Linked DNA regions of Homo sapiens: region 1 is linked to region 2. The links are chromatin loops, found by intact Hi-C in ENCODE. Cell type or tissue: CD4-positive, alpha-beta T cell. All regions are shown on one strand.

Region 1 (5,000 bases), 210 kb after region 2:
TGGAGTGCAGTGGCATGATCTCAGCTCACTGCAACCTCGGCCTCCCAGGTTCAAGTGATTGTCATGCCTCAGTCTCTCGAGTAGCTGGGACTACAGGTATATGCCACCAAGGCACGTGCCACCATGCCCAGATAATTTTTGTATTTTTAGTAGAGACAGGGTTTCAACATGTTGCTGGGGCTGGTCTCGAACTCATGACCTCAGATGATCCACCCATCTCAGCCTCCCAAAGTGCTGGGATGACAGGCATAAGCCAGGGCCTCCCTAGCAGGTGATCCATCCGTTTCATCTTCCCAAAGCGCTGGGATTACAGGTGTGAGCCACGGCACCTGGCCAAGGTGGGCATTTGGTCACTTACTGGAAAGCATCCCTTGAGCAACTCTGGGAGCTCTGCAGGGATCATAGGTCTGAGGCCACAAAGTGAACACTGCCTTGTTTTCTTTATTGTCCTATCTTGTTTTTGTAGCCCACCAGACCCTCGTGCATTCACCAGACTGCTCAAAATGACGCCTGCCTCTTGAAAATTCAAGGAAGAAGCCTCAGTTGCTGCACATGTAGGAAAAACATTCTTAAGGAGCATGGTTGGGGAAGGCACCGCCTTGGGCAAGAGGTTTCCCCTCTTCCAGCCAAGTTATGACTTTGAAGGAAGATGCACCTTTTTGTGGGCAAAGTCTTACTTGTTCTCAAAAACCTCAACTTGGAATTTCTCTTGCATTTATGATGGTGGCTCCTGCTCCTTACAGCTTACAGTGGGTTTCCACAGCCACTCCTCCAAGCAGGGCAGGAGCAGCTGTTCACTTTCCGGCGAAGAAGGAGAGCCCAGAGGGGCCCCTTCTCATAGGGGAGGGGACTGGACCCCCTATTCCCTGCCAGAAGTAGGCAGGTGGGGGGTATAAAACACACCTGAAAATGACCCTTTCTGGTCCAAGGTCACCCGTGAGAAGCAAGGCCCAGGTGTCACCTGGTGTCCCTTGAGGCCCTTGCAGTCCGAGCTCAGAGGTGGGTGGGGATTGCAAATAAGGAAGGCACTATTGGCTTTTTGTTCCTTTGAGATTTTCCTTAAAACAACATTTTTCTGGAAGGAGTTAAAAATGAAACAAGCTTCAGAAGAAGCGGGACGGGCCGAGGCGGGGACAAGGTCGGGCTCCCTCTGCACCCTGACTGCCGCTGAGCTGGGAGACGCCGAACTTGGCGGGGGAGGGCGGAGCGTCGGGAAACGGACATACGTGCAGGCGACGCGTGGGAGGGGGCCCGGAAAACTTTGTGAGCGGCTCCAGGATCTCGTCCTTTCGGATTAGGTCAGGATGGGCTATTGCGGGCTCCCCATCCTGTTGCCCCCACCTCCGTCCTCAGTCTTCAGCAGGCCCCTAGGGGTGGAAAAGGGCAGCCCCGTGGGACTCCAACCACCCCTCTCCCCCGACGGCCCCTCTTTCGTCCCGCACACGCATTCCCCACCGCGCTCCTTTTGTCCGCCCCCTCACTCTCCAGACTCCCGGCTGGGCAGGATCCGCAATCTCCAGCCCCCCAGAAAGCCTGGGCGGGCGAGCTGGGGGCCGTTCCCCGCCCCCTACCTCTAGCAGAGGCAGCCCGCGGCGGGGGCACCCCAGAGCCGAGGCCAATCGTCCCCCTCCCCCAGCGTGTGCCATCTGCCGCCTGTCAGCCACTCTCCGCGGGCCTCGATCCCAGGCGCCGGCGGGGGTGGGGGAGCGGCTGATTCTGCCCCTCCTTCCTGGCTCCTTCCCAGGCGCCTCGCGGCCCCTGCCCTCGCCTCGGCCCTTGGCACCCCCGGTTCAGCCCAACTCCGTCCATCCCTGGGCCGCGGGGGCGTGGGGGGGGGGGCTCCTATTCCCTCCGGGAAGGCCGAGATGTTGGACACTCTTGGACGCACAAGCTGGGGAGGACTGTGGCCTGGGGATGGTAGCGCTAACCTGGGGAGGGGCGGCCCTCAAGGCTTAGGTCTAGTTAGGGGACGTCTCGGTCCTGGCCTCCGCCCCTCTGGGGAGCCTCGCTCGCCCGCTGCCGCTGTCAGGGTGTCCAGCTAGGCGTCGCGTTTAGCCCGTCACCCGACTCTACCTCTGAGACTGCCTAGGGCGCGCGCGCCTGGCCCCCCTGCCTCAGGCCTCTCCGCATCCTCCAGCTCGCGCTCCCCAGCCGCGGGGGTGCGTGGGTGGCATCTACCTCGGCAATCAGCCCAGCACGGGGTTGGCGAGCAGGGCCCGGCGGGACCGCGGAGAGAGCTGAGCGGGGCCGGGCCCGGCTGGCCGGCAGGCTGGGGAGCGGCGGGGCGCGGGCACCCTGCGTGGGGCGGGCGCCGCGGCCCGGCCGGCCCCGGCGCTGTTCTCGGCGGGCAGCGGGTTTTTCCGTGAAAGGTTGCCCTGGGTAACTCGTCTCCGAGGGGACGTAGCCCTCCCCTCTCCAAGTGGCAACTTATCGATCCGAGAGATTGATAACCCCCAGCGCCGCGCCGTGCACCCGCTCCGTTCTCCTGGCTCCGGGGCGCGCCGGCCCAAGGTGGCGCCACTCACCCGGGAGGGGGGCGAGGTCGGGGCCGCTCCCCACCCGAGACCTGGCCGCCTGCAGCTAGTTGGGGAGGGAGAGGCTCCGAGGAACGGTTTAGGGGAGCCGTCTGGGGAAGACTTTTCCCAAGTCAGAACCCTTCCCGGGCCTGCCCGGAGACCAGAGTCTCAGCCGGTTCAGGAGCTGCGGGGGACGCGCGGCGCCCCCTGGCGGCTGGGTAAAACCTCGCAGAAAGTAGCAGCTGGTTTATTTCTTCTGACAACTGCGCGGGGAGGGGGTGCTCCTGCAAGGTCTCAGGGGTAAGGTGTTCCTTTTACAGTCGGACAGAGGAAGTGCACACCAGGCGCGAGAATTCTACAAATAAGGGTGTAGGGGGCGCACGGGGTTAGCCCAGTGGTGGAAGAATTTGTTGGATGTGGGGCAGGGGTGGTCTTTGAACACCGACCGGTGGGCAAAAGCCAACCTGGCAGAGCCAGGTCCCTGGATAGTTCATGTGCGTGAGGCATACATCGCGAGGTGGCAATACTAGGGCAGCCCAACTCCGTTTGCTCCCCCATTCTTTCACTTTTTACAGTTTGTGAGGCTCATGCGTCTTGGCGAGCTTGACAGCCGCGTGGGCCCTAAGTGTGTTCCCTCCTCCTGCCCCCGGTGCAGCCAGCGCCCGAGCCCCGGCCCCGCGTGCTGGTGCGGTGCCCGCGCCCGCGCCGTGCCTGCCGCCGCCGCCGCCGCCGCCACCACGGTCCGGGTTTTGCGGGCGGCCGGAGCTGTATTTCCAGCGCTGTCCATCGCTCGGTGCTGTTGGCCCTCTCTCCGTCTGATCCGAGCCGGAGCAGTGCGGGGCGCCCCACGGGATCAGAGCGCTCCCCCGCCGGGACTCCGCTCCTCACATCCTCCTGCTGGGACCCGGCTACATTTCCAGCCAAGCCTGGCTTTATTATGTGTCTCTGCAGTGCAGCCCCAGCAGCCGGATCGGGAGGAGGAGAGCCAGCGACCACAAAGAAGACAGGAGCGCGAGGGAGGCTGGCGGGCGGGCCGGCGCCGGCTGGAGCGCGGAGGAGCCGGGGCGCAGCCGCCGCCGCCGCTGCCCAGGAGGACGGGAGCCCGGCCGCCGCCGCCGCCGCCTGCTCGTCCTCCTCTTCCGCCACCGCGGCCGCCGCCTCCCCCCTCTCCGAGCCCCTGGCCCATGGAGGCAGCTAGCGGGGCCGGCGACTTGGCACCGGCCTGGGGATCGGCTGCGCGCCTCGCGCTGAGCACCGCAGCCCGAGGGCAGGCAGCGGCGGCCCGGCGCACGGGCTGAGCGATGCCCGGGGCACGGGCGCGCCTGCCGGCCGCCGCCTGAGCGCCCCCGCGCGCCCCTTCCTCCTCCGGGGGGCCGGCGCCGGGCCGATCCGAGAGCCAGAGAAGGGGGCGTGAGCCAGGGGCCCCGAGCCGCGGCTTCCGAGCCACTGCGGCCGTTTCGAGCCTCCCCTCCAAGTAGGCTGAGTTGAGGGACCCCCGCCCCCCATCCATCATAATCTCCAAACCAGGCGCTTGGGCATTTTTGAGCCATTAATATTTATTATTTTTTTTTGTGCGGCAGGGGATAATTCGAAGGCTTCTTTTTTTTTTTTTTCCTGGGGGGTACTGAGCTTCCGCGCTCCCGACCGCCTCCCGGTCTCCTCCCCCCTTGAGATACCCTCGACTCCAGCCCCGTTCCCCCTCCTCAGATGGGTTCATTGTGAGCTCCGCACCGGGCTGCGTGGCCGGACGCCTGCAAACTTTGCACAAAAATCCGGCAAGGGGCGGAGGAGGAGGAGAAGGAGGAGGAGGGTGAGGGTGGCGGTAGGGTGGGGGAGGGAAGGAGGGGGCCGCAGGGGCCGGGGGCCGGCGGGGGGTTGGGAGGAGGAGGGGGGCGGCTTTTTTTTTTTTTTTTTTTTTTTTTTTTTTGCATAACTCGGCTCGGCCGAGTGGCCTCCGGACTCCCCGCGCCGCTGGGACCGCCGCTTGGATCGGGAGCCCCGGACTGCCGCATTGCAACAGGCAGGGCCCCGGCGCGCCCCCCGGGCCTCCCCCCGCCTTCGAGCGGCCTCGGCCGGCCCGGGCTGCCCCCCCAAGGGAGGCCGCCCCGGACCTGCGGTCCGCTCCCCACAGCCGCCAACCGGGCTGCAAAAAAAAAAGTTTCCAAGAGACAGGCGGAGGAGAAGGGGGAGAAGGGCTGCCCGGAGCGGCGGGGGGCGGCGGGGGGAGCCGGCTGCGGAGGGCGACGGAGCGCCCGGAGCCCCGGACATGTCCAGGCGGAAGCAGGCGAAGCCGCGCTCGGTGAAAGGTGAGCGAGCGAGGCCCGGCGGAGGCGCGAGCGAGCGAGCGAGGAGGGAGGGAGCGAGGGAGGAGGGACCGGCGAGCGGGCTGGCTGCCGGGGACCCGCGCGAGCGAGCCGAGAGGAGGAGGAGGAGGCGGCAGAGGAGGCGGAGGCGGAGGCGGAGGCGGAGGAGGGGGAGGAGGAA
Region 2 (5,000 bases):
GTCCGGCCCCTACCATGTCTTAACATCCCAGATTAACAGGCCTACCAAGGGGAACAGAGATTCCTACACAGTATAACAGAGAATAGCAGCCTGGGTACTGCTATAGCAGGAGACTGTGTTTGGTAGGCATCTTACCATATATTCCACAGCACGTTCACAGTCTCATTGGCTATGTTCTCAATAGAATTTCTGTTCTGATCTTTTTTCTCCTGCAGAGACATCTCATTTGAATCCAGTCCAGCACTACACTGTAACCAAATATCATGATTAGCACCCTGGTTCCTAAGAAGAATTAAACAAATAGGGTAATGATGGTGATGAAACACAAAGGCTAGACATCAGAAATTACCGTGGTTAACAAGCCAGTCGAATCCTTACAAACAGTAGTACAAAATCAATACAAAGTATTTTACCTAATAAATGTAATAAAAGACAGTAGGAAGGCAACAAAAGATGAAATAAGAGCTTCTACCTAGCACCTTCTGTTTATTACATAGCGCCTTCTAAAGTACTATTCTAAGCATTTTACATGTATCAAGTCATTTAATCCTCACAATAAACCTATGAGGTAGGTGAACTATTATTATCCCCAATCTCCAGCTGCAAATGGGAAAGTGAGGTACAGGGAGGCTGCTGAAGGTGTTAGATTAGCATGTGGTGAAGCTGGGATTCAGGCCCTAGCATTTGACTCCAAAGCTGGTGCTCTTAAGCCCCTCTAGTACAGCCCAGGAGACCCTCTAAAGCAGGGCTTCTCAATCCAGGTACTACTGAAATTCTCCACCAGAAAATTCTTTGTTGGGGAAGGAAGGGCTGTCGTGTGCATTTGGGGATGTTTAGCAGCATCCCTGGCCTCTACCCACTGGATGCCAGTGGCAAACCCCACAAGCTCTGTAACAACCAATGTCTCCAGACATTGCCAGTTATGCCCTGTGAAGCAAGATCATACCCAGTTGAGAATCACTGCTCTAAAATGACTGATGCCTCTCATCAAAACTGGATATCCTTTATGTAGCCTTAAGTGAAAATTACCCATCAGTACAGAATAGAGGACCAGAGGCACTCCAGAGACAGAGCTCCTTAACCTCTTGACTATGTCATGCAATAAGACTGGAATGAGATCAAACATGAGAACTTACTGTAATCTTCACAAGTTCCTAATGTCTGTGCCTCGGCTTTGTCATCTGTAAAATGGGAATAATACCTGCCTCATAGAATACTGTGAGGATTAAATTATATAATATCCAAAACATGAAAATAATACCTGGCACATAAATAAGCAATGACTAAATACTAATTATTTTTATTGTAAGAAGTTTAACATCTAAAGGAGTGAGTCTGTACAATTTTAGGAAAGTCTTTTCCAACTATCATAAAAATAAAGCTACAAAATAATAGAGATTAGTATCAATAATGAGAGCAGATTGGTGTTTCCAGGAAAAGGAATGAAATTTCCATAAGATGTTTAGATAGAAGACAAAGTCACCAACACCAAAGTACTAAAAAAAGTCTAAGTTTGCATCCCAAAAGCTACCATCAAGATACTGTAAAAACTGCATACCTCTTTTAGCAGCGCAACCAGAGGGGTCATGATATCCTTAGTCACCATGTCATCACAAACTTCAAAACCTCCACAAGCACTGAGATTTCTACACAAGAAGTTTAAAACATGTTTTACTTTCACATCACATGTCACAGAACACTTCTACCCTCTCACATTTCTATTTTTAGCCATATTTAAGGTTTCCCAGAGGAAATAGCTTATTGTTTCTGTCATACGCTGCAGAACCAATCCAGAGATTTCCATCTGTTCTGATCCATGTTCTACAAGATATAAACAGACGACGCTGTCATATAACTTAGTTCTGAGGTCTGAAACAGTATACAGGTGCATGGCTACAAGAAGGGGAGAGGGGAGACTTTTCTCATGTGAATAAATCACATCATGTATGAAGGGACCTTTTCTTGGAATCAAGACTACAAGGGCAGGGCTAGGTGCTGTGGCTCACACCTGTAATCCCAGCACTTTGAGAGGCCTAGGTGGGAGGATCAATTGAGCTCAGGAATTCAAGACCAGCCTAGGAACAGCGGGAGACCCCGTTTCTAAAAAAATAAAATAAAATAAAAAGCGAACTGCAAGGGCAGCAAGGTGGGGCTACTGAGAATGACACCCCCTAAAGCAGCCCTGGGTAAATTTTAATTGGAAAGACATGACTTCCGAGTACACAGCACTGTGCTAGTCCCTAAGGATATGGAGATAGTCAGAAGATGCCCTCACAATGTGCCAGGATCCCCCAGCCTCTGTATGCTGTGGGAGGAAGGGAAGGGCTTTCCACATGCTGTTTCCTCCCTAAAGGAAGAAGAGCGTCTATCCCCCCTCCATCAACTGGTGAATGCCCATTCATTCCTCCGAGCTCACCTCAAGCACCACTCACTCAGTCTTCTTCCCTGAACCCTTTGTTTGTACCCTCTTTTAGCACCCTTTGTCATTACCATTCATTGTAATCATACACTTATGTAACTGTTTGGTTAATGCTTGTCTCCCTCAATACACTTTAAGATTTCTTAAGGAGAGACATTGCCTTGCTCATTACCCCATGCCCACAGCTTAGCTCAGTGTCTGGCACACAGTTGGCACTTTATACATATTTGCTATATCAGTGAATGAAATATAAATAACAAACAGAGACAGAGCTGTAAGAACTACAAATACTAACCTCTACTCTTGCCCCCTCTGCAGTCCATTCTCTGCACAACCAGCAGAGTGGTCTTCACAAAATGTGTTGCAGCATGTCACTTCCCTGCTTAGAGTTAAGTCCTCAGCCCTACACCATCGTACAGCTCATCCCTCTCTCCAGCCTCACTTCCTGTAATTACCCACCCCTGCTCTTCTCAGCCACCTACCTACCCTCTCTGCTGTTTAACCACGTCAAGCTGCCTGCTGCTTCGCTTCTTTGCTGTTGCTGCTCCCTTTGTGGGGAATATTCTTCCCCCTATTTTCCCATGCCTCCTGGCTCTCTCACCCTGCACATCTCCTTTCACAAGTCATCTAAAGAGCACCTTTTTTTTTTTTTGAGACAGGGTCTTGTTCTATCACCCAGGCTGGAGTGCAGTGGTGTGATCATAGCTCACTGCAGCCTCGAACTCCTGGGCTCAAGCGATTCTCCTACCTCAGCCTCCTGAGTAGCTGGGATTACAGGCACCCACCACCATGCCCGACTAATTGTTTATAATTTTTCTACAGACGGGGTCTTGCTATGTTGCCCAGGTTGGCCTTGGACTCCTGGCCTCCAGTGATCCTCCTTCCTTGGCCTCCCAAAGCAATGGGATTACAGGTGTGTGCCACCGCGCCCGGCCCAAGAGCACCCAATTCAAACTTCCCACCCCCAACTCATCATCATCTCGTTTTCCCACAGCAATTCTCACTATTTAATATTATGTTTTACCTTTTTACTAGCTTCCTGTCTGTCTCCCCATCAACATGACTTGTGCCAAGACAGGGATCTTGGCTGTCAACAGATCTCGCTCAAAAGTCTTGGCTGCTCAAAGTCCCCTGCATCTAGAACGATTCCTGACACATGAACTGAAGAGTTCATCCAAGCAAGGGACCCTAAGGAGGGCTTTTGGAGAGTGTAAAACGTGCGCAAGGCGTGAGGGCAGGACGCCTGAGCAGGTGGACGCTGCAGGTGAAGCAGCCAGGTGGACAGATGAGATGCGGGGATACTGGGCTTCTCCGGAGCCTGGAGACTGGCTTCAAATCTCTGCAAACGGGAGACCGGGCCAGTGCCTGATGGCACACAGAAGGCGCTGGGTGACCGCTGCGACCGCCCGCAGCCCAGACGCGGGGGAGGCCAGCGGTGGGCACCGCCCCGCACCCTTCCTGGCTCACCTCAGCGCGCCGGCTGCAGTCTCCCTGACGGCCAGGCTGGGGTCTAGCAGCAGCGGCCCGAGGCGGCGCACGGCGTCTCGTCGCGCCAGGCCCGGGAGTGCCGGCCGCTGCTGCACCAGCCGGGCCAGCCCTGCGCAGGCGCACTCGCGGACCTCGGCGCTCGGGTGCTGGAGCTGCGGATGAGAGCGAAAAGGGTCAGAAGGCGCGCAATGCGCACGCGCGCGGGGCAACCTCGTCTCGCCTCCCGGCCCGACGGAGCCCTCGCCTCACCTTTTCCAGCAGCTCCGCCGCCGGCCCGTCGTCCTCCTCGCCTCCGGTCCCATTCGCCGCCGCAGCCGCCTCGGCCTGACAGTCGCCCGTAGGGGAGAACTGAGGTCGCTTGAAGCGCTTCGTCCGGCTCTTGCCCATGGTGACGTGCGCTGGGCGGACAGACCACCGAGAGAGGAGGGCAACAGCAGGCGGTGGAGGCTGCCGCGCCGTTAACAAGGTCCGTTGCTGCTGCTCAGCTGGGCCGGCTGACGGCTGCAGCACACATGGGCAAGCCGTGCGCAGGCGCACGGCGCGTCGTCTGCCGGGTCGGGGTTGGGGCGGGGCGGGGTGGGGGGAACTGGCGCACGGAGCGCGCAGGCGTGGAAGAGGGCATAGGCGGGGCCAGCTTCGGCAAAGGGGCGGAGCCTTGTGGGTTTACCGGGTAAGTAGGAGGTTGGACTAGAATAGTAACGCCGACCCGGGCGAGAGGATCACTTGAGGCCAGAAGTTCGAGACCATCTTGGGCAACATAGGAAAACACTCCACTCCCTGTCCTCCCCACCAAAAAAATTAAAAATTATCTGGGCATAGTGGCGTGTGTGTGTAGTCCCAGCTACTTGGGACGTTGAAGCCGGAGGATCACTTGACCCCAGGAGTTTGAGGCTGAGGTGAGCCGTGATCCTGCTACTGCACTCCATCCTGGGCGACAGAGCGAGACCCTGTCTCAATCAATCAATCAAGCAACCAATAAGTTAGTAACACCGGCTACAAATAATCAAATGTGATTAAGAATACCTAACTTGCAAGGTTATTGTAAGTTCTGTAAAGTTCATAAAGTTCTGTAAAGTGCCTAACACCAAGCCTG

Evidence for each region. A loop is a pair of places that touch in the nucleus more often than their neighbours do. Peaks named below come from ENCODE experiments on the same cell type or tissue, not always from the same donor. Only the 100,000 strongest peaks of a DNase experiment are listed, where the experiment ranks them.
Region 1: a loop joins it to region 2, with 4 times the contacts of the local background. A loop is called at or near these places in 3 of 110 quality-filtered maps.

The regions. Positions count from the first base shown.
Region 1 is chr16:49,855,557-49,860,556 of GRCh38, reverse strand. ZNF423 (zinc finger protein 423) reads left to right here and starts at 4,445. Exons shown (of 8, transcript NM_001379286.1): 1 at 4,445-4,822. The coding sequence starts at 4,783. RefSeq lists a silencer at 4,942-5,000. In CD4-positive, alpha-beta T cell, CTCF peaks have their summits at 2,510 (motif pointing right) and 2,711 (motif pointing left); DNase peaks (open chromatin) are centred at 2,136, 2,726 and 4,936; H3K4me3 peaks cover 2,613 bases; H3K27me3 peaks cover 1,637 bases.
Region 2 is chr16:50,065,426-50,070,425 of GRCh38, reverse strand. HEATR3 (HEAT repeat containing 3) reads right to left here and starts at 4,456. Exons shown (of 15, transcript NM_182922.4): 1 at 4,157-4,456; 2 at 3,887-4,059; 3 at 1,559-1,646; 4 at 136-248. The coding sequence starts at 4,294. It overlaps HEATR3-AS1 (HEATR3 antisense RNA 1), which reads left to right and starts at 4,102. Exons shown (of 3, transcript NR_186390.1): 1 at 4,102-4,373. RefSeq lists silencers at 3,734-3,993, 4,074-4,123, 4,454-4,503 and an enhancer at 4,354-4,648. In CD4-positive, alpha-beta T cell, CTCF peaks have their summits at 2,520 and 2,721; DNase peaks (open chromatin) are centred at 2,755, 4,055 and 4,495; H3K4me3 peaks cover 1,666 bases; H3K27ac peaks cover 364 bases.